Linked DNA regions of Homo sapiens: all the other regions are linked to region 2. A link is a loop called in an ENCODE intact Hi-C map of the cell type or tissue named here. Cell type or tissue: ascending aorta. All regions are shown on one strand. Each heading gives the region's core, and the rest is flanking DNA. Links, peaks and the distances in the headings are about the cores only. Region 1 holds the start of CORO1C (coronin 1C). Region 2 overlaps SVOP (SV2 related protein). Region 3 overlaps CORO1C (coronin 1C). Region 4 overlaps SELPLG (selectin P ligand).

Region 1 (8,056 bases), core at 1,780-6,779, 220 kb before region 2:
TGGCAAGAATGTGGAGAATTTAGAACCTTCATATACTCTTGGTGAATACCGTAAAATGGTGCAGCTGCTTTGGAGAAGTCTGGCCATTCCTCCAATAGTTAAATATAGAGTTACCATACAACCCATCGATTACATTCCTAGGTAAATACTCAGGAGAAATGAAAACGTATGTTCACAGCATTATTCATAATAGCCAAAAAGGAAAAACACCCAAATGTTCATCAACTGATGAATGGATAAACAAAATACGGCATATCCAAACAATGGAATATTATTTGACCATTAAAAAAAAAAAATGAAGTACTATACAATACTACCACACATATAAACCTTGAAAATATGCTAAATAAGGGCAAGACACAAAAGACCACATAGTGTATGATTCCATTTACATGAAACGGGAGGACTTCTAAGGGGTATGGGGTTTCTTTTTGGGGGGGATGAAAATGTTCTAAAATTGACTGTGGTGACAGCTGCACAACTCTGTGAATATACCAAAAACCACAGAACTGTACACTTTAAACGGGTGAACTGTACAGTATGTCTCAATGAAGCTGTTATAAAACAAAAAAAGTTCCATTCTGCACTCTAGAAATACAAAGTACTCAGAAAGGAGTACAGAATCTTGTTCACTCACTTTAAAGGATCTGAACTAGGGCAAAGAAAACCCAGAGAGATTCTATTACTTAACATTCTAGGTACTAGGTCATACTGAAATATTCATGAAGAATTCTGTTTTAATACAGAAAAGGTATCTTAAGTTTAAAAAGACATACAAGTGTCAGAAAAGAGTTTTCATAATTCAAGGAGACAGTAACACAGAGAAGTCATAAATGGAAAACAAGCTTAAGAGGTTTTATCACATGGATTTGTACCTTGAAAATGCAAGTAGCTCTCAAATTTATTATTGCCCCACCCCTGGAAAAGAGGTCAAAGGTAAAACAGACCAATTAATAATATGTTTCTAAAGTACCAGTTTGTGACAAATCAAAATATGAGAAATTAAAATTTTGCCATCATAAAGAAGAGACTCGTCGACATACCCACTTATATAACTAAGAATTGATATTCATCCTTTTGAACATTCCATCTCATAGTCGTTAGAGTGACTCTCTTCCTCATGGTTGGAGTGGATCCCAGAAGTGACAGATAAGTTAAACATAAAACTTTTATCAAAAAATCCAACGGTGTTTAAAAAAATGCTATTCACTGACACCGAATCTAATCCTAAACTATATATAAATAAGTATAAATGCTGATTAGCACAATCTGCAGGCAAAGTAACAAAGGATCATGAAAAAGTCAATATTGTGTGCAGTTATGTTTCATCGGTATGTATCTATTAAAATTCATCAGGCTTTAATGTACCTTCCACAAGTAATCAAAATAAATATGGACAAGATAGGTTCTATATTTGTCAAAAATGTGTGCTCCTGACGTTTATACCAAATCTTTGTCCAATCCTCAGTACACACGACTAACCTCCACCACGAAACACTGCACTTCAAGACCTAAGGTACAACACAATTCTCAGTTTTATTTCACTTTTTTCCCTACTTATTTATGCGATTTCTCAGATCCAATGTTTACTATTATGCTTCATAGCCAAACATTATGACTGTGAAACATACCTCCAAACCAAAAATACTAGTTTCCTTAAATCATCTGAAATGTATAGAACCAAGTCCAAAATAGATTTTGCACATTTCTTCAGTTTTACAGGGAATGCAGAAAGTGAATTAATATTAAACAGGTATCTATTTGCCTTCACAACTGAACAGACGGTACAAAGCAACTGCTTATACTTAATCATGTTTCTGTCTATTCCAGCAGGCCCTGGTGTCAGGAGAACGTTCTGCCAGATAAGGACAATGAGATGCATTATTATATAGAGTGACTAAGAGCCCTACAAGTACTGTTTTAGAATGTAATCCCAGGCAGAAAGGCTGCGGTAAGAGGGCCTAATATTTTGTGGTAACTATTTCCAAAAGTAAATATATTCGCCACCCAGGACCAGTTTATTAAACGCGCACTACATTCAATTCTTTTCAAATGTCTTATAGGAGGGAAAAGCCTTTGTATCTTACCATGCCGGGGGAAATGAACAACTTGCAATTTGCTTCGCACTCTGAATCCCACGTTTGCAACATGTAGAGCAAGCACTTTAGACACCACAAAACAAGGGCAGCCTACATTACGGCCAAATATAGGATGTGTTTCTAAATCGTGATGCAGTAAAGCCTACGATTCCTTTTCCAGCGTTCAAAATCCTTTGAACACTCCCAAAAAAGGATGCCAGGGCCAGCGCCTCCCTCCAAGAGGAAGCCCCTTTCTTCTCAGCTCTCACCGCAGCCTGCCACTTCCCCCAACACATTCAAATCATTTGAGAGACGGAGAGCTGGGGAGCGTGCGCCGGTGGGGACAGGCGGGAGAGCTCGGTTTCTGCATTCCCACCCTCCACGTCTGACCTCATCCTCAGTCATTTCGGCGCAGCGGGGCCCCACCTGCACCTCGCTCCTTTTTACTGCGTCCCTCGCCAGCTGCCCCGCTATTAGGGAAACACACCTCTGAATCACCCAGTTCACTCGGACACCCTGGGCCCCCGATCCGACAGCCTTCCTGCTTCGTTCCTCCCCTCCCAACCCCCAGCCAGTCCCAGCCCTCTGCTCCCTTGGCCGGGCTCAGCCTCTTCCCAAGCCGCCCCCACCCACATTACTCCAGCTCCAGCTCTGCCCCGCCCCGCCTGACCCCCAACCGAGATCTGCAGGGCCCAGAGCTGGTCTCGCACCCAAAGCCAGGAAACCCGCAGGCCAGGCGGCCGCCCTCGCCCCTCCCGACGCAGGGCCCAGCTCGCCCCGGCCCCACGTGAGCCCGGCCCCTACCCGCCCCCACCCACTCGTTCCCTGGGGCGGCCCAAACCCAGTCCCCAGGCCTGGAGCCCCCGGGCTCTACGCCTCGCCCGAAGCAGCCCTTCCCTCCCAGCACCTCGCCCAAGCAGGCGATCCCTGACCCCTAAAAGCCTTCCCTGGGCAGCCTCGTCCCACCTCGGCCCGCGGCTCCGCACCCGGCCAGGAGCGTTCCGGACCTCGAAAGCCTCCTCCCCACAGGGACCCTGCTTCACGCTCCCCACGCCACCTGGTTCGGTCCCCAACTCCCTTTCCCCGAGCCCCCGACAGCAGCCCCCGGCCCTAACCCCTTGCAACCCAGCCCGTGAACCCGCGCCCCGCGCGCCCACCCAGCACTGTCCCCTCCACCTAGCCCTGCCCCTCGCCCCGCCGGCTCCTGTCAGGCGGCGCAGGCACATGCTCAGAGGACAGGTCCGCCCGCCCGACTCGCTCTCAGGCTGCCCCCGCCGGGCGCGAGCCGCTCACCCGGGCCGAGGTGCCTGAGGCGCCGCCGCCGAAGTCCCCGCTGCAAAGCCGGGCGAAGCCTCCAACCGCTGCCGCCTCCAGCCTGGCACTGAGCGCCGTGCGGGGGAGGGGCGCGGGCAGCCGCCACCGCCCCCGCCACCGCGCGTAGGCCCCGCCCCCGCGCCGCGCGGGACCCAACCAGGGCTGCCGGGCCGCTGTGCGCCACGCCCACTTCCGGAGGGGAAGCCCGCTTCCCACCCCACGTTCCACGCCTCGCTACGCCCCCTCTGGTCGCACCGAGGGATGCAGGCGGTGCCCAAGCGCACGCCCCGCTCTCCAGTCATCTGAGTGGTAGAGGGCCACGCCCACAGGCGCCTCCGAGCAACGCCCACTGCTCCTTAGACCCCGGAGCGGGGTTCTTAGAGCCCCGCCCACTGACCCGCTAGGCTCTGCAAGGCCACGTCCCCTGGCTCCTCAAAGATTCCCCCAGAGCCCCTCAATACAGGAACATTAGCTCCTCTGAGCCCCGCGCACTGCCTATCCGAGTCCTTAAACCAGCCTCCTGCTTCCCTAAGCCCGGCTCCCCTCCCACTGCTTCAGAACTCGCCCAGCGGCCTCACAAAGCCCCGCCCCGTCTTCCAGAAGCCCCGCCCAAGGACCGCAACCCTATTCCTAGCATCTCAAGCCCCGCCCACTACCCCATCTCAACGTTTAAACCCCAAGCCCCGCCCCGAATTCGCGAATCCACGCCTCTGGCTCCCGAGGCTCCGCCCTGGCTCCGTCACACCCTACCACCACCTCCCTTGAGGACTGCCGACGTTCCAGCCCTCCCTGAACCGTCCATTGTCACATTCCTAGTGCAGAGTGGCCGCCCCTGGGCTGGGCCACACCCACGTAACCCCAAAGAGGGCCCGTGATTGACCCCATTTCGCAGGTGAGGGAATGGAAACTTCAGGGTTCCTCCCTTCCTTTCCCTGGCCAGAGTCCCTTAATAACTCGGCGGCCCAGGCCTGAAAGTCGGAGCACGGGAATTTGAGCCTCAGCTCTGCGGCCGTCAGACTGTGTGACCTGGGACAGTTCTCTTACCTCTTTGGGCCTGAGTCCCCTAATCTTCAGCATGAAGAAGTTGTCCTGTTAATAGCTAAAGTCCCTTTCTGAAACACCAAGCTCTGAAATACCGAGATTTGAGGAAACAGAGCCTGGGGAACCGAACCGACTGTGGGGTAGGGCTATTTACTTCCCAAAGCAAGGCATCTTTGCCATTCACAGGGGGATTTTTTATTTTAAGCGTCAGCCTCAGAAACGTGTGTTATTTAAATCAAGCTTGACCTGAACTAAGACAGCTATCACAGCAAATTATTTATCCTCTCTAAGGGTCAGTTTCTTTATCTGTAAAATGGGGATAACAGCCCCTCCCTCACAGGGTTCCATGAGATCATATTAGCAGCCATGATCGTGGCATTACTTTTTGCCATTAAAAGGAATGGCAAAAACCGCGATTACTTTTGCACCAGGATAATAGTAATATACTTAGAAGAGTTCCTGGCTTGTGATAAACGCTCGACAGTACCTGTTGCTGCTACTGCTGGGACTCAACAAAATGAAAGGATGGGTTTTATTTTGCCTTCAAGCAGCCACTCCTAATAGGAGGAATTCAGCACCCTTCCTGCAGTAAGATTTGCCACTCACTTTATTTAAATGAGATAAACGTGATGAAACGCCTACTGCAGTGCCTGCCATATGGTGAGGCTCAAAAACAATTCACTTGTTTTTGTTTGTTTGAGACACAGTCTTGCTCTGTCGCTCAGGCTGGAGTGCAGTGGGGCAGTCCACGGCTCACTGCAGCATGGACCTCCCGGGCTCAAGTAATCCTCCCACCTCAGCCTCCCACGTAGCTGAGACTACAGGCACGCGCCACCATGCCCAGCTAAATTCTTAACATTTTTCTGTAGAGATGAAGTCCTGCTATGTTGCCCAGGCTGGCCTCAAACTCCTGAGCTCAAGAGATCCTCCCACCTCGGCCTCCCAAAGTGTTGGGATTACAGGTATGAGCCACTGTGCCCACAATTCAATAGTTTTGAACAATAAAAGTTGTTTTTTTAAAATCCACTAGTTAATAAATTAAACAGGGGCATTGATAGCAGTGAGTTCTGAGTGCTTTGGGGAAAATGAAGATTGGTAAAGTGCTTTGAGTTCCTTTTTTTTTGAGACGGAGTCTTGCTCTGTCGCCCAGGCTGGAGTACAGTGGCGCGATCTCAGCTCACTGCAAGCTCCGCCTCCCAGGTTCACGCCATTCTCCTGCCTCAGCCTCCCGAGTAGCTGGGACTACAGGCACCCGCCACCACGCCCGGCTTATTTTTTGTATTTTTAGTAGAGACGGGGTTTCACCATGTTAGCCAGGATGGTCTCGATCTCCTGACCTTGTAATCCACCCGCCTCGGCCTCCCAAAGTGCTGGGATTACAGGCGTGAGCCACCGCGTCCGGCCGAGTTCCAACTGGAAACCACGGAGTAAGCTAGCTTATTCTTTGGAAACAGATTATTGCTAACATTTATCCATCACTTAGACATGCTAGGCACTATCTGAGTGCTTTACATGCAGAATCTTCTGAAATTGCTCAACAATCCTATGGCCACAGAAATAATTCTTTTTTTTTTTTCTTTTTGAGACGGGGTCTCACTCTTTTGCCCAGGCTGGAGAGCAGTGGCTCCATCTGGCTCACTGCAGCCTCGAACTACCAGGCTCAAGCAATCCTTCCACCTCAGCCTTCCAAGCAGCTAAAACTGCAGGTGCACACCACTTTGCTCACTAATATTTTTACTTTTTGTACAGATGGGGTCTTGTTTTGTTGCCCAGGCTAGTCTCAAATTCCTGGCCTCCCAAAGGTGTTGAAATTACAAGCATGAGCCACCACACCCAGCCCAGAAGGGACTCCTAATCCCCACCTATAAAGGTGAGGAAACTGAAGACTCAGAGAAGTTAAATTCCTTGTCCAAGTCACATGGCTTGAACCACGTAGAACCCACATCCATCTAAATGCAGAGCCTGCACCCTTAGCCAGTTAGTCATTACACTAAACTGCCTCTGTGGCAGCATGACAGAACAGAAAAACCGTGGACTTTGGATTCTGGCCGGTTTAGGTTTAAATTCAGGCTCCACCTATTACTCATTGTGTGACGTTCAGCAAGTCACTTCCCCTCTGAGCTGAGCCCTATTCTTCTGCCTATATATCACTGGGAATCATGTAAATGCTTCAGGAAGTGGTTTTGAATATTCAGGAGTTTAGATTCAATGAATTAGGACGTGGCAAAGCACCCAACACAGTGCCCAGCACAAAATAGTTGTTTTAAAACATGTTGATGTTTAAAAATCACAGGGTTCCGGCCAGGAGTGGTGGCTCACACCTGTAATCCCAGCACTTGGGAGGCTGAGGCAGGCGGATTGTTTGAGGTCAGGAGTTCGAGACCAGCCTGGGCAATATGATGAAACCCCGTCTCTACTAAAAATACAAAAATTAGCCAGGCATGGTGGCACGCGTCTGTAATCCCAGCTACTTGGGAGGCTGAGGCAGAAGAATTGCTTGAACTCGAGTTTGGAGGTGGAGGTTGCAGTAAGCCTAGATAGCGCCACTGCACTCCAGCCTGGGCGAGAGTGAGACTCTGAAAAAAAAAATAGAAATAAATAAAAATAAAAAAATCTTGGGGTTCCATGAGATCATAGATAAATGATGAAGTTAGAAGTGATGAAATGATAATGATGAAATTAGAAGAATTCCCCCCGCCAGATGATACCGCCAAAAAGCAGCCATGGAATATGCTACGAAAGATCCCAAGGCCTTCATCTTCTGACTGCCTCTTTCAGTTCCTGGTTTGAGCCCTGCATTTGAGGAGGTGATTCTTGCACAGGAAGCACCCAATGCCAGAAGCAATGCCACCTCACTTTCACTCCATGCCTATCCCAAATGTGGTCAGCTGAGAGCTGCTTACTTCCAGAAACAGGAAAACTGCATAACTCTGCTGGGAGAAAGCCCCATCATCTCATTGTTCTTGAACCTACAGCAATTGCTTTGTGGGCCTGAAAGAAACCTTGGCTCTGTCCAAGCTGGCCCTAAAGGGAGGGATCCAAGTCCAGGTGAGATGCTGGATTTAAGAGTTTTTTCCTGCTCTCAAAAGCTGGTGATTTCTAAAGTGGCTTAAGACAGGTGCTAGATGGAGAGGAATTTAATGATCAGGAAAAATAAAAATGATTCCAGACCACACATGATATAGATGCCAGCTTATGTATGAAGTGGAAAGAACTGTGGGCCCAGCATCCAGAGGCTCCTTAGCAAATCATTTTTCTATTTTTTCTGAGTACCAAATGGGGACATTTGTTTTAGGTTGCTAGGGCAACCTAGAAGCTCAGTGAATTACCCTGTGGAAGCATTAACAAATAATAATATTATTAAATAAATGAGACTGGAAGTCCCTAGAGTAATCTCAGTAGACAAGACCCCTAATTGAGCGATAGAAGACAACAAAATTTGAAGAGCACTAAAATTCACTCTACATTGATAAATCTTCATTCTCACCACTTTGGGTACTTCTTTCTGCAAAATAGAGACTGGAAAAATACTGAATGATTGACAGGCTACAGACAAATGCCTTTTTTAAAATTAAAATTGTAATTTTGAGATAATTACAGATTCACATACAAGTGTAAGAAAT
Region 2 (8,056 bases), core at 1,393-6,392:
CACACTCACCATATCTATATCTATCTGTGTATATTTATTTAAAAACGAGTTCATACTGATACATTCCATTTCAGTTCATCACCTTAGGGTTCATTCTAAACTTCCCCACTTCCATGTTGCAATTCCCTTCTCCAATAATGGGAAATTTGGTCTCATTATCCTCAATATGGCTATGTCTTTGCTCAATTTACTTGTTTGCTTAATGTAACCAGCATCCCAACTGCACTGGCTGCCTCTGTCTGCTGCTTCCACACTTTCCTCCTTTTCACTTCCTCAGACTTGGGGCATGCTGGACAGGGAAGGGAACTTTTAAACCAGGCCCTGCTCCCACCTATCCCATGTTGCCTTCAATTTTGCTAGAAAGAGGAGGCCTTCTTTTCTCTCATATCTCCCACCTAAGGCAGGCATCTGAGCTACTAAATGGCCTCATGTTACTCTCCTAGCTCCTCTTAAGGGGTGGGGGTTGGGGGATAAAGGGAAGTTAATTTCCTTTAACCCTGTGAAGGCAGATGGTGCTGGGGACACATTTAGATCTCCTAGGATCCCTTTACTAGGTCTGTGTGCCCACCTTGCACTTCTGCTAATGGCTCATACCTGCAACCTTCTCTTAGGGATACTCTTGAGCAACTGAAGCTGCATCACCCCAGAGGTACCTAGGAGTTATGCCCATCTCCCCAGGGCAGGCTGCAGACTGGCATGTACGTGTATAAAAGGCCCATCCCCTGGCATTGGGGGAGGGGTGGGGGTCAGATCCTGTGGAGCAATGAACACTCCCTTAGCTCCCTGTGTGCTCAGGTGAGTCCAGAAGAAACCACATCCTTGTGAACTTCTTCCCTGTATCTTTCTCTTAGCATCTTTCACTCTTACAGCTTCCTCCCAAGAGCACTCTCAATAAATCACTTATAGAGGAATCTCTGCCCCCAGTTCTGTCTGCTTCTATGCAACCCAATCAATGGGTTTCCTTACAGAGCATTTCACTTTTCAAAAGGGGGCCTCAGCAATACCACTGAGATTTAGACAAAGTTCTATCATCAGTAAAAGTCCTACCACCATTTTCATATCTACATCTATCAACAACAGAGAAGTTGTTACTTGACCAGGATTGCACAGCTAGTAAGTTAGTAAGCAGAAGAGCCAACATTTTAAACTAGGTTTGTCTATATCATGCAGCCCATGAATCACTTCCCTGTTGGGACAGTTTCACAGTTATAAACAACACTTCCTTAAACATCTTTAGGCTGAAGTCTTTGTCTTCACATTGTTTCCTTAGGACAGATCCCCCTAAGTAGAATTTGAGTCAGAGGGTATGCCTGTTTTTATGATTTGAGATATATATATACTACCAAAGTGGTTCTCCAAAAAGTTGTTCCAATTTATATTCCTTTCAGTACCTCACTCAACAAAAACCATGGGGAATTTCATAACTAAACCCTGATAATAGAAACCAAGATTATAGTGGTTGCTAAAGATTGCAACAATTATCATGGATGACTTTTATATTTTATTCTGTTTTCCGAATGGTATGCTTATATTATTTTTAAAAATCAATAATAATACCATGTTTACCTTTCCTTTACCAAATCGAAGTCAAACTACTAATCATGCAAAAATGTGCAGCAGGATATTCTAAGGGCAAAGCTATTTCTGTCCTTAGAGATCGAGGATTTGTTTTTATAACAAACCTATAACGTATATCATGAAGTCTTTTCATTCTGTTTTTTTGTTTAGTTATAGAGTATTATATGAATGCAATCTCATTGTAAAATAATTTAGCAATACATAAGCATGCAGAGTATATGATGATTCTTCCTCTCCCTATGACCCCAACTCCCATTCCTCTCCCCCAAAGCCATAACTACTAATCAGAGTTTGCTTTGCAATCTTTCAGCTTTTTTTTTGCCCACACAGAGTCTCACTCTCTCATCCAGGCTGGAGTGCAGTGGTGCGATCTCAGGCTCACTGCAACCTCTGCCTCCCAGGTTCAAGTGATTCTCCTGCCTCAGCCCAAGTAGCTGGGATTACAGGTGCATGCCACAATGCCCAGCTAATTTTTTTGTATTTTTAATAGAGATGGGGTTTCGCCATGTTGGCCAGGCTGGTCTCGAACTCCTGACCTCAAGTGATCCACCCACCTCAGCCTCCCAAAGTGCTGGGATTACAGGCATGAGCTACTGTGCCTGGCCTGCAATCTTTCAGCCTCTTTTCTATGAAAAAAATAAATACATAAATTTAACTAACATGCTATTTCTTTCTTTTTCCCTTCTCTTTCCTTCCCTCTCTCCTACCTTTTCCTCCCTCCCTTACTTCTTTCCTTCTTTTTTTTTTTCTTAACATACACAGCACACTGTCAGCGTTCCACCCAAACATCCCCATTCTTAGCATGTCCACGCATGCCAGTCCACCTTCTAACTGCCAGTACCTGTGACCCTTTCCAGAGAACTTTCTCTGGTCAGTAAAGCTTGGCTGGCCAGCCTTTGTGGCAGGCCAGAAGTGCCGAAGAATTTAAACTTCCCGGGAGTAGCCCTCACTGGACAGTTCCCTCATCCTTGAAGTGGGACCATTTGGAGGACCTGCGGCTGAGTCTCCCAGAGGAAACTTCTTGCTCTTAAATTTCTGTGTTAGGTTCCGCTTCAGTAAGACAATATGGAAATCTTTTCATGTTAATAGAGGTAGATCTACAGCTTTATTTATTTTTGAGACAGGGTTTTGTTCTGTCACCCAGGCTGGAGTGTAATGGTGCAATCATAGCTCACTGCAGCCTTGAGCTCCTGGGCTCAAAGATTCTCCTGCCTCAGGCTCCCAAGTAGCTGGGATGACAGGCATGCACCAACATGCCCAGCTAATTTTTCTTTTTCTTTCTTTTTTTTTTTTTTGTAGACATGGAGTCTCACTATTTTGTCCAGGCTGGTCTCACACTCCTGGGCTCAAGCAATCCTCCTGCATTTGCCTCCCAAAGTGCTGGAACTACAGGCATGAGCCACCATGCCTGGCCAAGAATTACTCTTTTTTTCTTTTGAGACAGCGTCTCATTCTGTCACCCAGGCTGGAGTGCAGTGGCACGATAATGGCTTACTGCAGCCTTGACCTCCTGGGGTAGATGATCCTCCCACCTCAGCGTCCTGAGTAGCTGGGACTACAGGTGTGCACCACCACACTTGGCTAATTTTTGTATTTTTTGTAGAGACAAGGTTTCACCATGTTGCCCAGGCTGGTCTTGAATGCCTGAGTCAAGCGATCCACCTGCTTCAGCTTCCTTCTGAAGTGCTGGGATTGCAGGCATGAGCCACCATGCCCAGCTGAGCATTATTCTTAGCAGCTGCATAGTCTTCCTCACCTCGGTAGTATCATCATTTATTTAACTGCCCCCTAATTATGAATGCTTAGGTTGTGTTCAATTTCTTGCTTTTGCCACCTGTGCCACAAGAAACATCTTTTCCTATAATTGTTGTGCCCCATATTTGGCCATTATTTACAGCAGTTCATTATGAAAGCAAGCTACTTGATCTTTATCCAAAGTATGGCAATTATTATAATCAGACTGAAAAATAAAAGAATGAGCAATGAAATTAGCAATGCCAAGAATCAGCTGATTCTGGCATAAATAAATTCCCACTGCAAATAATCACATTTACAGCACTGGGCAATTAGAGGCTTGCCATTTGGATCACGTGTTTGGAAAGCAAGAACCTGTGATCTCAGCCTGGCATTTTTGCCTGGTCTTTGGAGGAACGAGGACAGGCTTTGTGTATAAGCTCATTGTAGACACCAATTTGAAGATCATTCTGAGGCAGGTTTCAAGGTAGAACAGCTGGGCAGCTACCTGAGGTACTGTCTTTAAGAGCAGCTAAAACACAAGTAGGGCGTGGGTTACCTTACTCCAGGTTTCCCACCGCAGCCGCTTACATAAATGGTGTTTGGCTGCGGTGCATGGCGCCCTCTACTGGAGGTAAAAAACACATGGGCCCAGTGCCAACCTGTATTGATGTTTTCGTGGAGAGACACGGGGCAATAACAGGTGATTATCATTTGTTATTTGTTGGTGCTTATTTGCATTTCCTAAATTTGGTAAAACAAAAGTATATTGTCTCTAATGACAAAAATAAAATTGTATTTAATTCCCTTGCTTGAATTAAAGTCTATTCCTTCTTGATGTCCCTCCGTAGAGAGAAAGTGTAATTAATCTGGGATTCTACATGTGATTCCTCTTATCTGCCTTAAAGGGTCTAGAAAACTGTTAAGAACCACCAGCCTACACTCCAGAGTCATTCTCCAAGTCAGTACCAGAAACGCCGTGGATATAAATGATTTAACAGGACCTTCTGACTATATATGCCTGAAACCCCTTTGAAATTGTTGTTCAACATGGTAAGGGCTTTGGCACCAGACACACCTGGATTTGAACCCAGTTGCAACTGGTTTGCCAAAGTTGCTCCAATATTTTCCGTCCCGGTATCTATGCACCTTTGCAGTATGACTGCAGCACATCCCATCAAGAGTTCATTTTCCCCTCCTGGGGATCTGTGTGGCCTTGTGACTTGCTTTGACCACCAGAATGTAGCAGAAATGATGTTATGCTAGTTCCAAGTATAGGCCTCAAGAAGGTTTGTGGCTTCTTCTTGCTGCCTTTGACCCCTGTTCAGATGCCATGGGACCAGGTGCCTGGGTGCCCCATGATTCAGTGGACTGAAGACACATGAGCAAGTCCCATGGAGTCTAGAGGAGCCACCAAACTGCCTCACTGCAGAATCATGAGTTGAATTAATCATTGTTTTAAACCATGAATGCAAAGGTGGTTTGTTACAAAGTAGAAGCAAACCCTACATTCCACTTTTTTTTCTTTTCTCTTTTTTTTTTTTTTTTTTTTTTGAGTCAGAGTCTCACTCTGTTCCCCAGGCTGGAGTGTAGTGGTACGATCTTGGCTCACCGCAACCTCTAACCCCCAGGTTCAAGTGATTCTCCTGCCTCAGCCTCCCAAGTAGCTAGGATTACAGGTGTGCACCACCACGCCTGGCTAATTTTTATATTTTTTAGTAGAGATGGGGTTTTGCCATGTTGTACAGGCTGGTCTCAAACTCCTGGCCTCAAGTGATCCACCTGCCTCAGCCTCCCAAAGTGCTGGAATTACAGGCATAAGCAACTGTGCCCAGGCCCCCTACACTACACTTAATAACTATCTGGCCAGGCACGGTGGCTCACACCTGTAATCCCAACACTTTGGGAGGCCAAGATGGGAGGATCACTTGAGTTCAAGAACAGCCTGGGTAACACAGTGAGACCGCCCACCCTGTGCCCTGCAGCCCATCTCAACAAAAAATTTTAAAAATTAGCTGGGCGTGGTGGCACACATCTGTACTCCTAGCTACTCCAGAGGCTGTGGTGGGAGGATCCCTTGAGACTGGAAGTTTGAGGCTGCAGGGAGGTATGATCGTGTTGCTGTACTCCAGCCTTGGCAACAGAGCGAAATCCGGTTTCAAAAATAATAATAATAACTATCTGACCTCCAGCAAGTCCCTTGTGAGTTCTAAGCCTCAGTTTTCACATCTGTCATACGGGGATAAAACAGTTGTTCAATGGACCAAGTAAGTTAGTCTGAGCAGAACATTTAGCAAAGTGCCCAGCACTTGGTAAGCTCCATTATTATATCTACTTTGGGGAAAGAAAGAAAAGAATGAGGAAGGGAGGAGAGAAGGAGGGTTGTAGAAAAGCACAGATCAGCGTAGAGGAATGGGCTCCTTAATGATCTAATTGACTTTTTTTTTTTTTTTTCTTTTTTTTTTTTGAGACAGAGTTTCACTCTTGTTGGCCAGGCTGGAGTGCAATGGCATGAACTCGGCTCACTGCAACCTCCACCTCCTGGGTTCAAGCGATTCTCCTGCCTCAGCCTCCCAAGTAGCTGGGATTACAGGCATGTGCCACCACGCCCAACTAATTTTGTATTTATAGTAGAGGCAGGGTTTCTCCATGTTGGTCAGGCTGGTCTCAAACTCCCGACCTCGGGTGATCTGCCCGCCTCAGCCTCCCAAAGTGCTTGGATTACAGGCGTGATCACCACGCCCGGCCCTAATTGACATTTATACTTAAAATTCAGAGTACATTACAAGGACTTCTGGTTGTTGAGCTTTTAAGAATTATACAGCAAAATCTTTTTCATCTGGTTTTATGAGTTGCTGCAATAGGATAAAGCTATTGTAAATTAATGGAAACTTTTAATTGCATTTAATCACATCAAAATATCTCCAACTAAATGTTTCTAAATAATGAACTTAAGGGAGCCATTTTTATAACTAGATAGGAACATTGTATAATTTAAGACATTATTTTTATGTAAGTGGATAGAGTTACAGTGGTGGGAAGCCAGTGGCTCTCTTGGGTGGCTAAATATTTCTTCTGCAATTTTGTTTCTAGTTTTTATTTGCCCTCCTCACAGATAAAACAGATATTTAGGCTGGGCGTGGTGGCTGATGCCTGTAATCCCAGCACTTTGGGAGGCTGAGGCAGGCGAATCGCTTGAGGTCAGGAGTTCGAGACCAGCCTGGTCAACATGGTGAAACCCCGTCTCTATTAAAAATACAAAAATTAGCCGGGTGTGGTGGCTTGCTCCCATAATCCCAGCTACTCGGGAAGCTGAGGTGGGAGGATCGCTTGAACCCAGGAGGTGGAGGTTGCAGTGAGCCGAGATATCACACCACTGCACTCCAGCCTGGGTGACAGAGTAAGAATCTGTCTCAAAAAAAAAAAAAAAAAAAAAAGCTATTTAGTGGAGTAGTTCAGATAATAGGTTTGGAGGGTCAAGTGATGTTTAGACATCAGCTCTGCCATTTACTAGCTATGTGACCTTGGGCATGCTACTTAGTTTCTACAAAGCTCCAGCTTTTGTACCTGTAAAATGGAGATGATCATAATATCTACATCCTAAGATGAGCGTTAAAGTGGTAATACACGTAAAGCACAAGGCTCAGTGTCTGGAATGTAATGATAGCTCAATAAACACATGGAAGGGCTACAGTAGTGTTCAATACATGAATAACTAAATGGGGAAGAAGTAGGGAGCAGGCAGGCAAGCTGGGGACCCTTAAGATAAGCATGAGATAAGGGGGAAAGGCCCTCCTAGCTCCTCTATGTCCTTTATTTTATTCCCCTGGTGTCCTGTGCCATAATCCCAGAACCCCATGGGAAGAATCTCTCGTCCTCTTTGTAGTCCCGCCCCTTTGCTGTTTTGGGGTGTGATTTTCTCTGTTCCAGCTACTCCACCCTTGCAATCGCATCTGCTTATAGGCTTCCGGAGGCTTCTCAAAATTCTGATCCACTGATGGCACCATTTTCTTGCTCTCCAGTACTCTTAAGTATTTATTCTATTTCTTAGCTGGGCGCCATGATGCATGCCTGTAATCCCAGCACTTTGGAAGGCCAAGGTAGGCAGATCGCTTGAGGCCAGGTATTCAAGACCAGCCCAGGCAATACAGTTAGACCCCGATCTCTACCAAAAAATAGAAAAAATTAGCTGAGCATGGTGGTGTGTGCCTGGAAGGCTGAGGCAGAAGGATCACTTGAGCCTGGGAGTTCGAGGCTGCAGTGAGCCATGATTTTGCCACTGTACTCCAGCCTGGGTAACAGAGCGAGACCCTGTCTCTCACAAAAAGAAAAGATTTATTCTATTTCTTACTACTTCTATGTCATTTCCAGGAAATGTGGAAGAAGAAGAAATAGAAAATGTCACTTCTCATTCTACCATCTTGAACAAGAATTTCTGTGGACATTCTGAATATTTAAATCCTTTATCTTTCCTTATATGAGAAGAAAATCCAGTGACTGTTTGAAGTCTATTTCTACAGGCATCTCTCTGAGCATCCCTGGTAAGGGAATTTGATTTGCTCTTCTGTGAGTACATTCCTTCCAGCCACGAGGGGAAAACGGTATCGTCCTCAATGAACTCATCATATTCATGAATAGGGCAGTAGTTGTGTCTGCAGGAATTCCTGGAGCTGGGCCAGAAGTGGAGCACATTGTCCACAAGTCCCTGCCAGCCCAGATTTATGGCTGCGGCTCCATTAATAGC
Region 3 (8,056 bases), core at 1,838-6,837, 290 kb before region 2:
CTCCAATTTTAGATAAAGGAAAAGATTTCTGTACAACACCAGTGTCCAGAAATAGGGGACTTATCAAGTAAAATGAGGTATATCCAGAAAATGGATTAGTATGAAGTCATTAAAAATAGGAAGAGAGCTTAATGGCACGTGAAAAGGGTCACAGCCTACCACCAAGTGCAGAAAGCAGCCCATGTGTAAAGTGTATGAACCCATCTCTGTATGTAAAATAATTTATGTATGTGCACAGAAATATCTTTCGGAAAGAAACATCAAAAAAGTAATAATGATCTTCTCTCTGAGTGGTGGGATTAAAAGTGATTTTTTTTTCCTTTTGTTTATATATGTTCTCTACAGTATACATGTACTAATTGTATAGCAGGGGAAAATCAAAGTTTTCTTTAAAAGGAAGGAGTGTATTTGCCTAATAGGGGTCTCCCAAAGCTGGCAGCAACACCACAGAGGGAACACAGGGCTTCTGGCTCCCAACAAAGTACACCTTCTACCATATCAGAAATAACCAAAACTATGGTTCATGGAGGGCCCTGGCAGGAACCATGAAACCTGCTGAAATTATAGCAGGAAATTCATAGCTTTCCTCAGGTTGTCGAAATGGCCTTGAAACACACACACGTGCACACACACACAAGTATGTATGTGGGCTGGGGGAGCAGTGCACCCCAATACTCTTCACCATGGTTTCCTAATAATCTGCTTTAAAACCATATAGCACACAACCAAAACACATTTGCTTCCCCCCACTCAGAGAGCCACAAGAGTGGAAGACAAGGGGAGGACCGCTGAGCTCAGCTCCCACCTGCACTAAGAAGCACATTGCGGGCCGTTGGATGCCAAGCCACGATGCCGACTCTCTTTGAGTGGCCTTCCAAAATCACCACAGGTTCAGTCAGGGAAAGGGTGAGTCCATTTTCTGGGATCTGCCATACCTGTTGGACAAGGAAGAAAGATGATCCACATGAAAGCTATTGCCTTTCATTATCACATTTACAGTGACCATCCACTATAAAGATTTGCTCTATGTAAACAGAACATAGAGTGATATCTGGATGAAAGGCAGAATGTTGTGAAATGACCGTGTTAGGCGGTTTTTTTTTTGTTTGTTTTTTTGTTTTTTGTTTTTCGTTTTTGAGACGGAGTCTCACACTGTTACCCAAACTGGAGTGCAGTGGCGCGATCTCGGCTCACTGCAACCTCCATCTCCCAGGTTGAAGCAATTCTCCTGCCTCAGACTCCCAAGTATCGGCTGTTTTTAAAATGTAATATGTTATCGGAGATCAGGATACCAACAAGGACTACAAAACATTTCCTCTCAGCTTTTATTTAATATTATTTGGGATTTTATTCTAAATTCCTTGTTAAGTTCAAAACTCTCCAGTTAGAAGCATGCAAAAAATTGAAAGAAAACTACAAAATGATTGAAACACTCAAGAAAAGGAATGGGAATGAAGACACTTAGCTAAGTCTGTGGTTCTTGATGGGATGACATAGTTTTTAAAACATATTTTCTATAATTTTACACTTGGAAAACAAAAATACACTTAATATTTTTATAACATGTATTATAGAAAATATTACAAAAGAAAAAAATGAATTAGACCTCATCAAAATTAAAAGCTTTTGTGCTTCAAAGGACACTATGAAGAAAGTGAAAAAACAACCTGCAGAATGGGAGAAAATAACTTACAAATCATACATTTGATAAGAGACCCATAGCCTGAATATAGAAAGAACTCTTAGAATTCAACCAAAGGACAAATAACCCAATTGAAAAATAGGCCAGTCATCTAAATAGACATTTCAAGGAAGACATATAAATGGCGAAAAAGCACATGAAAAGATGTTTGGCATTATTAGTAATTACAGAAATGCAAATCAAAACCACAAGCTCTCTCTTCATGCCCATTAGGATGGCTAGAATCAAAAAGACAGATAACAAGTGTTCACAAGCATGTGAAAAAATCAGAGCCTGCACACATGGCTGGTGAAAATGTAAAATGGTATAGCCACCATTTGGTGGCAGACCTTGGAAAACAGCCTGGCAGTTCCTTAAATGATTAAACAGAGTTATCATATGATCCGGTAATTCCACTCCTAGGGATATACCCAAGAGGATGGAAACTATGTGTCTATGCAAAAACTTGTACAAGAATGTTCATAGAAGCATTATTTGTAATAGCCCAAAGGTGGAAACAACCCAAATATCCATCTATCGATAAATGGCTGAACAAAATGCGACATATTCATACACTGGAATATTATTTGGCCATAAAAAAGAATGAAGTACTGATACATGCTACAACATGAGCAAACTCTAAAAACATTATGCAAAGTGAAAGAAGCCAGACATAGAAGACCGCATATTGCAGGATTCCATGTATGTGAAATGTCCAGAATAGGCAAATCCGTAAAGACAGAAAGTAGAATAGTGGTTGCTTAGTGTTGGGGAGAGTGGAGGGAGGCAGGTGGAGGGGTGATAGCTAAAGGATTTGGGTTTCTATATGAGGTGATGAAAATTTTCTATAATTGTCTGTGGTGATGGTTGTGAATATTCTAAAACTCAGTGAATTGTACATTTTAAATGAGTGAATTCTATGTGAATTATATCTCAATAAAACTTGTTATTTAAGAAAATCCTCTTGACTAGTGAAGACATGCAGAAGACTCACCACATCTTAATTGGGGACATGCCTGGGCACAGGGGGAGAAAGGGACAGGGAAAGTATGAGTGGAAGGAATGAAAGACTTTATGTTTAACAATGAACAACAAAGGTTTCAAAAGGTTAAGAAACAAACAACCTCTAAGAAAAGGGCTGAGTTACAGGTAAGCTGAGTAGCATCAAGAACCCTACCGAAGACCAGATATTAAATAATATTTAAGTTTATGAAAAAGCTAAAGTTTAAAATCATTATCTTCTACATGAAGATTAAAACAAGTAAATTTACCATCAGAAAATGATTTTGAGGAACTAGCTCATGAAAAATTTAAGAACTTGTCAATGAAAAATCATGTTCAACACTAGAACACGTGAGAAAAAGAATTTTCCTTTGTGGGAACTTTAAAGAAGGAGACAAACAATTGTCTGTTTTCAATTGCTTAGTGGAAGGCAGAGATCTAGACTGGATGAGTGTTTAGGGTTCAGCTCAGTTCTACTGTCCTGCAAAAAATGAGAACAAAAAGTTTGCCATTCTGAAGAGTGGGAAAAAGTCATGAGTTGAGTGATTTGTTCATTTTTACAGCTAAATTCTGCCCAGGCTAAATATAACCCCTTATGCAAATCATAACAAAAATAAACCTGCATTTTGAGGGCCCAAGCTTAGAACATCACCTAATTTCCCCAGAGCCAAATTTTAAGCAAGGCAGGTGTGAACAAGCATAGAAGGAAAAGGAAGACCTACCCTGCCCTCTCCCTCCCTCTGCGGAAGAGACCTTGACCCAGGCCTCTTTCCCCTGCGGAGAACATGGGCATCTGCTCTCCTCCATTACTGCATGTTAGCTTTCATCCTGACATGCACTATTTTTATTCAAGAATTTATGATTAGTGAAACAACTCCACATTGAACTTGACTATCTGAATATAAAGCAGGACTGACATTTTGAACAGAACAAACAGAAAACAGTGACTACTAATTTGATCAAAGCATGAAGTCGACAGAAAAACAATTATGAAATGGGACTTCAGTGACTCAACAGGAAAAGCATTTTGCAAGATGCACTGTGACCCCACTTAGAACTGACAGAGTGGTAATACCACCTTCAATCTCCAGATGGCACCCCAACCATGGCCTGCTGGGTTTCCTTGCAAGGACTGAAAACGCCTCTGTGTCTCACTCTGAGCACAGCTAGTGCATTTTCCAAATCACTAATGAGACGTGGAGTGATGGGAGACTTTGTTTATAATCAGCATTTCCAACCTTAAAATATGAGGGCAGAAGCAGAGCTCATAATGGGGACTTAACCTTTTCCTTTCTCTAGCTTCTCCCCATCATCTTTTCCTGGATTAAAAGAAAATTTTAATGATGAAGCAACATTTATTAATTTTTAAAATAAGGAAACTCTGTGTGTTCCTTCTTTACCTCACCTCCAGCTGGTTTAACGGTTCCCTCAGCTGGGTTTATTCACATAAGACAAGCACCTAAGCCATTTTACTACCTTGGTTAACTCTTTCTTGTAACACATTTATTGAGTTACAATAAATTGTATTGTAACCCATCTAGTACTGGGTAACTAAATACAGGCCCTGCTCTTGAGAAGTTGATGGTCTAACAGAAAGCAGAGACTTCTATCAGACTGAAAATCAAAGACAACAAATCCAAGTGGTGTGATACAGACAGTTAGAGAGTGAGCACCAGAGTCAGGCAGAGTCTGGTTCAAATCCTGCCTGGGCCACTACCTGTGATGATCCTGGCAAACATCACTGCATAGAGAAAACATTAGTACCTATGCCTGCGAGGTGTGCTAAGAGAATTAAGGAATTAATTAACCCTCAGCACAGAGCCAGACACACACATAGTGCCTCCAGAATGCAGAGACAGTACACAGCAGGGCTGAGATTATGGGCTCTGGCCAGACTGATGTGACTGAATTCCTGATTCAGTCACATAGTGGTGTGACCTTGAGGACATTCACCTAACCTTTCCAGGACTTAATATTGAACCTGCCTTCTGTGAGGCGGTTTGAAGACTAACATGGTAACATGAAACTGACACATTTAGAAGAATGCCTGGCATAAGGCAGACACTGAGTGTTAGTTGGTATTATTGCACAGTGCAACCAATGCTATGCTGGCATAAGCCGACCGCACTACTACGAAATTAGCTTCCTGCTAACCAAGCTTGGTCCACCCAGGAGGGCTCCCTGAGGAGGTGACCTCTAAGGATGAACAAGACTTAGGTGAAAGTAGAGCAGAATATGAGGAGAAATTGAATATCCAGTCTCAAAATAAAACACGCAGATGTGTAGAGCAATTTTCTAAAAAGTGCATGCAGCATTTAAACAATGCCATAAAGAAGCTGGCTCAGGAGCTGCTAGGGAAAAAGCACCAGAGTGAAAAAGCTAATACTATAAGCACAAGGACTGCAATGCGAGAAGAAAGTGAGTGAAAAAGTCTCTGAAATGAAATAAGAAGACAACAGAATTCTTGTGTCCACTGGTAAAGAGGGGGTGGTGTTCTCTACGGTGGACTGTGGAAAGAGCTTGGGGGTTGGGGGCGGTCTGTAGGTCTTTCCACACTCAGCATACACATGCTCTGGCTGGCACCCAAAGGCCATGCTCACAGGCCTGTCATTATGTGGCTCTCTGCCCTCTTCAGGGTTGTCTGCTACTCTGGGTGATGGCCTGCTCGGTTTGGACTGATGTTCCTGCAGCTCAGGGACAACAACAAACAGAAGCACCACTTGGTACATGTTTGGTCCTCTTGTGTGTAATATGGGATGCTGGCCTGGGTGTCAGAAGACACAGGCTCCTGTCAGAGCTGGGACACTAATTGGTCATGTTAGCATTAAGAAGGGATTTCACTTCTGGGAGCCTGAATTTCCTTAATACTGGGGACAGCTGTGCTTACTCAGGGGTTATTAGAAGGGTTAAATGAGCTCAAACATTTTGCATGCCCCAAAGCACCACCCTAATAGGAAATACTGCAACTAGGGAGAAGAGCATGGGGCTTTCTTTGGAGCTAGACAGATCTGGGTCTGGCTGAGCCTTTTATCAGCTGTGTGACCCTTAACAAAACTGCCACTCTCTGAGCCTGTTTCCTAAGTTGTAAAATAGGCCACACTCATGGCTTACTGTGCGGATACAATAACTAAATATTATCATGCACATAAAGGCTTAGAATAGCGCGTGGCAAAAAAAAAAAAGAGCCTACCATATTTTCATGATGACTTTTTTTGCTGTTAATATGACCACTATGACGCCATATATATTTCTAGGTCTGAACATCAGAATTTCTTAGAATGAGTCTTGTCTTCAAATTAATTCAGCACTGTACCCAATTAATTAATACTAACTAATTTACACCCAAGATATCATTATGTGTGAAAGCTCTGGTTTATACCTAGGCCAATTACCACAGTAAGGACAGATCTGATCTCTGTGCAGGCTTGTTAGCTTTTCTTTGTTCTATGGCTACAGACTGGTACTGTAATACCAACCAGCTTTCTCAAAACTGTATGCAGTGAGTGCAGAGGAAAACAGACACAAAACACCCAGAGTAGGCATCTCAGTGCAGCAGAGAGTACAAGTTATCCCTACTTCCTCTTTTTTATTTTATTTTCTTAATTTAAATAATGCTGTGTGTTCCTAACATTTTCTGTTTGGACAACACATTACTATGGCAATGTTTTGTTTTGAAAGGACAAAAATGAAATCAGAGGAGCTGTGGTGGCTCAGGCCTGTTGTCCTGGTGCATAAGGAAGTGAGGCTCGGCGTTCAAGGCCAGCCTGTGCAACATAGAAACCTCTCATCTATATAACCAAAAAAATGACATTCAGTTCCAAGGGCTCCTACATGAAAAAGTGAATCCATCAGTAAAATCCCATTGTGGTTCTGGAAAAAAACAACTTTAAGCACATGTTCAGAACTACTGTACCATGGGCATCCTTTTCACATGTGAAAGCCTGGATATGGAAAAAGGACAACTCAAGAGAACAATCCCAACAAGAAAAAAGGAAAACTAAGACACTTGGGTTTCTCTCACGTGCTAATTTTAAAGTACAATTAGTTAAATAGTTTTATTTTTCAAATACTGCTTTCCAGACACTGCTTCCCTATTTTAGTCACCCATCATCAACTTGCTACTGGGCTAGGACTAGAGTTACAGCCATAAAAAGGGTTACACCCCCAAAAGACCCTATTTTTCCATTCCTAAGGAAACCAATTCCAAATGGGAAATGAAGAAAATACATGAGACAGGAGAAAGCTTAAAGATGTGGTAGCAGCTGCAGACCAGTACAGCGTCCTACAGACGCCCACAAAGGCCTGCATGTAGGGCATCAGGGCATTCCCAAATGAACCATGACGTGCAGAGTGGCACCGAGTTCGGGAAAACCAAGAACCGAGTGTTGGGTTCCGATCTGCCAGGGTTATAATATCCTCTGGCAAATGGCCCAGATGCAATCTGTACAAAATGGAATTAAGACGAAGCCCTCCCTGCTGAATGCCTGAGAGGAACCAAAACATCACTTCCATTTTTATTTCAGGGCAAAAACTATATTAGAAAGCATTAAAGCTCTTTTAAAAATTGTCTAGCAGGTTTTCCAGTCTTTGTCAAATGCCTTCCCACCCGCCAAAAAAAACTATATTAGGAAAATTTATAATGGAAGCAAAAATGGATTAGATAGGGTATTTTTGTTGATTTCTACAGAAGAATAAACTGATTTGAGAGAAGGGAGAAGCGTCCTTTAAACTTAAAAATTTGGACTATTCTATAGCTGGAGACAATTAAGACTATCATTTTGCAATATCTTTCCAACTCCCAGACTCTGGAAGGAACAATTATGCAATCCCATTGTCCAAATTAGCCATTTTTTGCATTTGTGTTTGATTACTACCCTGCAGATAAGGAACAATGTTGAATCAACATCATTCACTAAACTTAAGTTGACTGCTCTTTGTATTATTTAAAGCACTATTATTTTCTTGGAGCTAATATTTCCCCCAAGTAAAATACTTAGGTAGCCACAATCTTAAAACTCTCTTTGAGAAGATACTGCTGAAGAAAAGAACTCACAGAGCCAAAACTCTGCAAAGCTAGGAGTGAAGTGTAGTTTCTGGGAGTACAATTTACACAACTGCTGTGTGATAGTATAAAATGCTGTTTCACAAAGTAGTACATGAAAGGTAAACTGTGTCAATATAATTTAATTTTAGGCTGTGTAAAGAAGCCACGTCTAAAAAATGGGGGAATGTATCTTAAGATTGGTGTTCCCTCTCCTAAAACTGCAAAGTAGCTGTCACTAAATCAATGCCCACAAAATTAACAAATCAATGCTTAAATGCTTAGGACTTCATGGATTTATACCATAAGTAATACAAAAAGCAGTTTTTAAA
Region 4 (8,056 bases), core at 1,464-6,463, 330 kb before region 2:
CTTGATGGCATAAGCAGACACAGAGACGCCCATTCTACACATGGAAAGATTGAGGCCCCAGATGGAGGAGGAATAACCTGGAGTTAACTGTTGGCCAACCAAGCTGGTCTCTGTGCCCAGGACTGGGGCAAAGACGGGGTGAAATACTGCCCCGCAGCAAGTAGGGTGATGGGGGTGAGCAAAGGAGGAGCCCAGAGACATGGCTGGATCCAAAAAGATCTCCAGGGCCTGGGGGAGCTGAGCCCTAAAAGTGGAAACAAAAGGCAGAGAGGGCAGGAGCCGTGGGGCATGGGTGAGGAGGAGTGAGAGGGCCGGTTTGCCCAGACAGGCAGACATATAGGTGAGTGGGCAGCGAGTGAGGAAGCTGGAAACTTCTTGTGGACTTGGGCACTGGGGAGCCATTGATAGTCTCTGAGCAGGGGAACAGCCGCAGAAGGTAAGGACATTCACAGGGGACCTCAAAAGATGTGGCTTCCTTGGGCCTCCCCGTCACCCAGTCCCTGGGAGGGGCAGGGACAGCAGCTGTGGGAGCTCCAAGGAGCATGCCCAAGGCCCCCTGCTCTCACACATGCCTTGGCCGACCTCTGGGTTCACACAGCCTTGTGAATTCACCTGCTTGCCTGCTTGCTTATTGGTTTGCTTGCTTCTTGGGGTATATTTTACACACAGTAAAAAGCACCAATTGTAAAAATGCAGTTCAGTGAGTTTTGGCAAATGCAGACACCCGTATGACAACCAACCAGACCAAAATAAAACATGTTTCCATCATACCAGAGGGTTCCTGCAAGCCGCTGCTAATCATTTCCCACCCCCAAGAGTAACCACTGATCTTTTCCAGAACTTCTTATCATTGGAATCACACAACATACAGCCCAGCCAGATTGTATGTCACTGTGGCTCACGCCTGTAACCCCAACACTTTGGGAGGCCGAGGCAGGAGGATCAGTTGAGCCAGGAGTTTGAGACCAGCCTGGGTTGGGCAACATAGCAAGACCCCCATCTCTACAAAAAAATAAGTAATTAGCCTGGCATGGTGGTGCACACCTGCAGTCTTAGCTACTCAGGAAGCTGAGGCAGGAGGATCGCTGGAGCTTGGTAGGTCAAGGCTGCAGTGAGTTATGATGGCGCCACTGCACTCCAGCCTGGGTGACAGAGTGGGACCCTGTCTCTAAAAAGAAAAAAATATATAGCCTTTTGTGTCTAGCTTCTTTCAGTCAGCATGGTGTCTTTGAGATTCATCCATGTTGGCATGAGAATCAGTGCCTCACTCCTGTTTATTCAGAGTAATATTTCCTTGCACAGATGGACCACAGTTTATTTATCCATTCACCAGCTGATGGATATTTGGGTTGTTTTCAGTTTGGGGATCTTATGAACAAAGCTGCTGTACACATTTGTAGCAGTCTTTGTATGAACATCTGTTTTCATTCTCTTGGGGAGATACCTAAGAATGGGATTTCTGGCTTGGATGGGGAGTACATGGTGAGTACACGTCTAACTTTATAAGAAACTGCCCAACTGGTTTCCAAAGTGGCTGTATCATTTTGCATTCCCACCAGCAACATGTGAGTGTTCTAGCTTCTCCACATCCTCACCAGCACTGGGTGTTGTCAGTCTTTCTAATTCTAGTCCTGCTGGAGGGTGTGAAGTGGCATCTGACTGTGGCTTTAATTTGCATTTCCCTGATGGCTAATGACCTCAAGCATCTTTTGCAACAGCTTTCCTGGAACCTCCACCTGGAGGTTGAGCAGGCCCTGAGACCCAACTTGGCTGAACCCCAGCTCAGGACACTCCTCTTACCACCAGCCCTGCAACCTCCTTCCATGGCTTTCCCAGCCACCCCGTGGCACCCTCATCAGGATAGCTGCCCAAGTCAGAAACCTGAGATTTCAACCTCCTTTTTCCTCACTTCCAACCCATCAGCAACTCCTACCCTTTTCTTCCCAATTACCTCTCGATTCCACAACTTCTTTGCACCCTGCTCTAGTCCAGGTTCTCCTCATCCTCACACAGCCTCTTCCTCCTCCATGCGGCCACCCTGGCTCCTTCCAGCTGCCCCCACCTTGTCTGCTCCCCTAGTGCAAACTCCTGTGCCCATGATGCTCCCACTGCCTGGAACTTTCTTCCCTCTATCCCTTCCCTCCCAAGTCAATAACTCTGTGTCCTTCAAGTTTCAACCATGATTTTCCTGACCCATGCCCCCCAGCTCTGGCCCCATTGCTCCCAGCATCTCTCCTCTGGGCTCAGGGCCCAGCCATAATCTGACATAATCTGATCTTTTCCTGGGTGATTATTTGATCAATCTGTCCCCCTCTAGACCATGAGCCCCAAAGGGGTCTCGAACTCCTGGCCTCAAGTTATCCGCCCACCTTGGCCTTCCACAGTTCTGGGATTACAGGCCTGTCCTACTCACATGGCATCCCAGGGCCTCTCACAGTGCCTGGCACATTCCATAGTAATCGGTGGCTTGGTTGAGTGGCAAAGAGGGATGGGATCTGGGGAAAGAATTTGGGGAGCCCCTGCCAGATCAGCTGCTGGATGAACCACCCCCAGGGTGGCAGCCCCAGCCTGTAAGAGACAAGGGACCTGGAACAAACTGAGCCCATCATCCCCCGCCCCCCATTTCCTGTCTACCCTCCTTCCTTCCCTGCTGGCAGAGCTGAAGTCAGCACAGTGTGGTTTCCTAACCGTGCAACCGGCTGGAGCAAGTGGTTCAGCTTTCTGAACCTCGGTTTCCCTGGCAAGAAAATGGAACAATCATTGCACCCACATTATGAGGTTGAGTCCTAAATGAGATAATGCAGACAAACTGTTTGACAAGGCACTAGGTATGCAGTAAGTGCTCAGTAAAGGCCAGCTGCTTGCCCCCGGCCATCCCTCTTAGTCCTAGGCCCCAGCTCTGCTGTGTTGTGTTCTCTGCAATGAGAGGGCTGCGCTGTACTCGGTTACCCTCCCAAGGAACAGCGCCTTCCCTCAGCAGCCAGGAGCCACAGAGGGTGACTAATGGGGGACTTCCAGGCCCCAGGGCAGGTCAGCAGGGCTGAGGTTTTGGGGCGTGGGATTCCCCCAGAACCCCGCTGTGATCTCAAGGACAGCGTGACACAGTGGTAAGATCCTGGCTTTCAGGTCTGGGTTCCAATCTCAGATCCTCTTCATGACCTGGGGCAGGTGACTTCACCTAGCTCTCATCCTCAGTTTCATCTTCTGTAAAATGGGGAGAATACTAGAACCGTCTGTGAGAGCTGTTTGAGGGGATTCACGGGGATATTGCAGCTGTGTGTGTGTTCAGGATGTGTTTGCTGAATGGATGAGTGGGGTGATTCAGGCTGGTGGTCCTCAAGGGCATGGGAGGCCCAGGCAGGAGGGGAGGGCACAGGGGTGTGCAGGAGCCAGACTATATCTGCCCGTGAGAGCTAATCAACAAAATTTTCAGAATTTTGTGTCAGTTGTTTAATAAATTAAATTCTATTATATTAAAAGCCAAGGTCATCAGTACTCAAAACTCACCAATTCCTAATAATTGTACTACATTATCCGATGATCGATGCCCTTGTTACTAACACCTATTGTATCATCAACTATATAATGGTTGGTAGCTCAAAATCGGCTGTGGGAGTATTTACATGGAAGACATTGGCAAATGCTACAAATCAGGACTTTTTCCCATTGGAAGCCAGTTGTTAAACACTTAACAGCACGCCACTGGCTTTGGGGCTCCTTCCTGGCTAAATGATCTCCAAGTCTGGCCCAAGGGAAACGCAGGCTTCCACCTGCTCTAAGAGCTGGCGGCGGGCGCCCCCTGGTGGCCGCTTCAAGCACCCGGCTTCGCCCACCCTGAATGAAATCCCACACCTTGGAGAGAGAGAAAACTGTAAAGGGAAGGTGGCCCTCTTCCAACGCAAATGGAAATCTGTGGTTACACAGCATCCTCAGGAGCTGTCAGGAAATAGGGGAAAGCTCCCAGGAAGACGAGGTGACAAGATCCCTGGGGAACAACTCAGAGGTCCTTCAGCCTGAGTCCACAGCCCCCTGCTGTGGAGCCTTCAGCTCCCCTTCTCTGATTTTTCTGATCCCTCCCAAAGGGGAGGTAGACTCAGTCTCTCCTGACCCATCAGCCTGCCGACCCCGGGTGTTAACTGACCCAGCCCATGGCAGACACTCCCACCTTCTTCCATCAGCACCCCCAGGACACTTTGAACACACCTGCCTGTGTGTATCAGATTTGATCCTTCCAGAAGTTCAGGGGAGGAGACAGACACTGCATTTCCAATATGTGTGGGCCCTCTCCCCACTCCTCCCCGATGCTGTCCCATGGCCTTTCCCCCTGACGGCTCTTTCCTACCTTTCCCTTGTCTCTTTCCTCCAACCCCTCTCTCCCAAGCCACAGCCAACCCCTGCCAGACTCAACCTTCTCTGTGAACTCCCCTTTTCCGGGATAAACCATTGGGGGCAAGGAAAGAAGTCCTTCACTTCCAAAGAGGCCATTGAAGGTATTTTTTTTCTTTTTCCTTTTCTTTTCTTTTCTTTTTTTTTTTTTTTTTTTTTGAGACAGCTTTTCACTGCTGTTGCCAAGGCTGGAGTGCAATGGCATGACCTTGGCTCACTGCAACTTCTACCTCCCAGGCTCAAGTGATTCTCCCACTTCAGCCTCCTGAGTAGCTGGGACTACAGGCGCACATCACTGCACCTGGCTAATTTTTGTATTTTTTGTAGAGACGGGGTTTCACCATGTTGCCCAGGCTGATCTCAAATTCCTGAGCTCAAGCCGTCCTCCTGCCTCGGTCTCCCAAAGTGCTGGGATTACAGGCGTGAACCACCACACCCAGCCGGAGGTATTTTTCAAGAAGAAAAATAAAGACTATCCCCTGAGATGACTTTTATTCCTCTCCTAGAAGGTAGAACAGAGTCTGTTTAAGCGGCAGCTTCTTTCTCTCTCTATGGAAATGACTGGAAGGTATTTGGGAGCAGAAGAGCAAGAACTCTCCAAATCCTGGTTTTCTAATCTGACTGAAACTGCCTTTGCAAAAATTATAACTGAGGAAATGATGACAGTGGAAGAGACCAGACCGAACAGACTCCATCTTGCTTCTAGCCTTTAAGCTGTCCTTGTTCATTCCTTCCCCAAAGTTAGGCTGAACTAACTTTGGGAAATAATTCAGTTCGTGTTTTGACTCTGAAACAAAATTAATAATATCCCTTCCCCCCGAAAAGACCCCCTTCTTGCCTGGGGACCGATCTGCCTTTGCAGGACTAACAAATTAGCTACAAGATTCGAAATTATGGTTTAGGGGTCATGCAGCCTCTGGCTCCAAGAGTCTAAGCCTCCCCAAATTGCTCCTGTGGATAACATCAGTATTGTAAAACCTCAGAGCACTACGTGAGATATTTTGCAGACCCCGCACTGGATGGATCAGTTGACACCACCTAGGCTGGTATTCTGGCTCAACCAGTTCTGCCATCGCAGCCGGGAACAGAAGACATGAAGAAAACCTCACTGCAACCCCCTATGACTGTATCTCCAACCTGACCAATCAGCACTCCCAACTTCCCAAGTCCTTACCCGCCAAATTGTCGTTAAAAACTCTGATCCCCGTCTCCTGTACAGCCTGCTCTGCATGAATTACTCTGTCTCCCTTGCAATTCCCCTGTCTTGATAAATCGGCTCTGTCTAGGCAGCAGGCAAGGTGGATCCACTGGGCGGTGACCTGACCCCCACAAGGTAGTGTGAGTTTTGAATGGGATAATGCAAGTGTTGCTTAAATAGCAGGGCCAACCTGGTTTACTGGGGCTGAGTTTCACGGAATATGGGACTTTCAGTGCTAAAATCAAGAAAGTTCCGGGCAAACTGGGACGACTGGTCACCCTATGCTTAAAATCAGGCGTCAGCAAACTGACGGAGCTGAAATGAGCCTGCCGCCCGTTTGTAAATAAAGTTTTATTAGAACACAACCATGCGCATTCATTTATGGACATATTGTCAGTGGCTGCTTTTGTACTACAAGGACAGAGTTGAGTTGTTGCAACAGAGGCTATGGTGTTGCAACAGTTAAGGCCTACAGTATTCACTGTTTGGTCCTTTAAGAAAAAGTTTGGCAGCTTGAACTTTTCCACCATTTGACAGCAAATCAGTGCTTCTGTGAGTTGTACAAAAGGTTGCAGGCTGCATCTAGGATCACCAATAAGCTACTGGCTGTTAATGAGAGACAGGGCCTGAGTGAAAAGGAGAGGTCAGGGTGAGCTTCTGGAGAGTGGGAAAGATTCTGTGCTTGGCCAAGCTTTAATCAGTCAGGCCCCTGAGTCCTCTCCTAGGCCCATCTGTGCACTTCCTTTTAAAATCCAGTTCTGGGCCGGGCGTGGTGGCTCACACCTGTAATCCCAGCACTTTGGGAGGCCAAGGCGGGAGAATCACCTGAGGTCGGGAGTTCAAGACCAGCCTGACCAACATAGAGAAACACCATCTCTACTAAAAATACAAAATTAGCTGGGCGTGGTGGCGCATGCCTGTAATCCCAGCTACTCAGGAGGCTGAGGCAGGAGAATCACTTGAACTCAGGAGGCGGAGGTTGCAGTGAGCCAGATCGCGCCATTGCACTCCAGCCTGGGCAACAAGAGCAAAACTCCATCTCAAAATAAATAAATAAATAAAATCCAGTTCTAACAAGAACTCTGCTAAGTCAGCTTAGCAACAACCCTCCCCCCACCACTCCATATCTGATCACCTCCCATATCTGATCACCTCCTATATCTGATCACGTTCCTCATCTGCCACCATCCCCCCGGTGATGTCTGAGCACCCTGGCCTGCCTCCAGTATGAATCCTGTTAGGTCAGTGTAGAAAATGACCGAGAACCCATCCCCAGCAGTCAGTTTAGCCAGAATTCCCCTTCCCCTGATGTTTCCTCTTGGTAATTTTCCAGCTGCAGATATCCAACCCTGTTCCCTGGCTATCAGCTCCCACTTGCCCCTGCTGTACTCATAGTTGAGCCCAAATGCCCCCACTGCAAAATCCCATAGCTGCAGTCCCTGCAGTGATTGAGAGAGTCCCACTCCCCTTGAACAAAGTCTTCCTTACCATGCTTTAACAAGGGTCATTGAATCTTTTTTTTTTTTTTTGAGACGGAGTCTTACTCTGTCACCCAGGCTGGAGTGCAGTAGCGTGATCTCAGCTCACTGCAACCTCCCTCCGCTTCCCGGGTTCAAGCAATTCTCCTGCCTCAGCCTCCCCAGTAGCTGGGACTACAGGCATGTGCCACCACACCTGACTAATCTTTGTATTTTTAGTAGAGACAGGGTTTCACTATGTTGGCCAGGCTAGTCTTGAACTCCTGACCTCAGGTGATGTACCTGCCTCGGCCTCCCAAAGTGCTGGGATTACAGGCATGAGCCACTGCTCCCAGTCCCATTTTTTTTTTTCTTTAACAGGAGGATAGATTGATGTTTAGAGGGATATTGGTCCGAGGTTTGGGGGGGACCAAACTCTGTGGGCCAAAACTGGGTAATGGAGGAAGTGGAATAAAGTGGTCACTGGTGGGGAAGGGGCAGCCCTCCCTTTGGCCCCCCATAGCCTGAACTTTTCCTGGTCACCCAAGGATGTACAAGACCCCCTGTTGTCCAAGAGGCAAAACTGAAGTCAACCTAACAGCCCATGAAAGAGGCTTCCTGGGGGGCCAGGGGCTGAGGGCAGACAGCTGAGGACCAGCCCCCATCCTGCACTGAGGGATGGAGAATTCCGGGAAGGCTGCCTGAAGGAGACAGCCTTGAAACCTTGAAGGATTCCGCTATCGTTTGTCCATCACATATTTATTGCCTGCACTGGACCTGCAGTTGGGATACTGCAGTGAACAAGACAGAGTCCACCCTGGAAAGTGGCCACAGGGGAAGGCAAGAGGCGATAGCTGGGGGTCACTTGTCACTAGATGGAAGCTCCTTGGTCCACACAGTCCCAAAGAAAGGTCTGCCCTTGGGCCCACGAAACCCATCCCAGCCCTCACAGGCTGAACCTCACCCTGGGTTTTCCCAGAGAGGTGCCCAAGAAGACCCAAGCTGCCCCAAGTCA

The links. Peaks named below come from ENCODE experiments on the same cell type or tissue, not always from the same donor. Only the 100,000 strongest peaks of a DNase experiment are listed, where the experiment ranks them.
Region 1: a loop joins it to region 2, with 3 times the contacts of the local background. A loop is called at or near these places in 4 of 110 quality-filtered maps.
Region 3: a loop joins it to region 2, with 8 times the contacts of the local background. A loop is called at or near these places in 55 of 110 quality-filtered maps.
Region 4: it touches region 2 in a loop (4-fold over the local background); 17 of 110 quality-filtered maps call a loop at or near these places.

Annotation. Positions count from the first base shown.
Region 1 is chr12:108,728,058-108,736,113 of GRCh38, forward strand. CORO1C (coronin 1C) reads right to left here and starts at 3,461. Exons shown (of 11, transcript NM_014325.4): 1 at 3,372-3,461. LOC105369969 (a long non-coding RNA gene) reads left to right here and starts at 5,352. Exons shown (of 3, transcript XR_945328.4): 1 at 5,352-5,395. RefSeq lists silencers at 2,740-3,019, 3,210-3,719 and enhancers at 3,332-4,135, 6,544-7,045. In ascending aorta, for the core only: a CTCF peak has its summit at 3,656; DNase peaks (open chromatin) are centred at 2,544, 3,634, 4,054 and 6,454; H3K4me3 peaks cover 2,776 bases; H3K27ac peaks cover 4,822 bases.
Region 2 is chr12:108,947,387-108,955,442 of GRCh38, forward strand. All of the region lies in intron 6 of SVOP (SV2 related protein), which reads right to left. Among named protein-coding and RNA genes, the nearest start is that of SVOP, 70 kb to the right of the region's middle. In ascending aorta, for the core only: a CTCF peak has its summit at 3,942 (motif pointing left); a DNase peak (open chromatin) is centred at 3,915; H3K4me3 peaks cover 538 bases.
Region 3 is chr12:108,661,224-108,669,279 of GRCh38, forward strand. It overlaps CORO1C (coronin 1C), which reads right to left. Exons shown (of 11, transcript NM_014325.4): 4 at 806-935. It also overlaps the pseudogene RNU7-169P. Among named protein-coding and RNA genes, the nearest start is that of MIR4496, 29 kb to the left of the region's middle. RefSeq lists an enhancer at 3,480-3,549. In ascending aorta, for the core only: a CTCF peak has its summit at 3,763 (motif pointing right); DNase peaks (open chromatin) are centred at 3,778 and 5,280; H3K4me3 peaks cover 589 bases; H3K27ac peaks cover 4,638 bases.
Region 4 is chr12:108,614,493-108,622,548 of GRCh38, forward strand. SELPLG (selectin P ligand) reads right to left here. Exons shown (of 2, transcript NM_003006.4): 2 at 7,403-8,056. Among named protein-coding and RNA genes, the nearest start is that of SELPLG, 15 kb to the right of the region's middle. RefSeq lists enhancers at 2,800-3,259, 3,840-3,889. In ascending aorta, for the core only: a CTCF peak has its summit at 3,808 (motif pointing left); DNase peaks (open chromatin) are centred at 2,618 and 3,769; H3K27ac peaks cover 460 bases.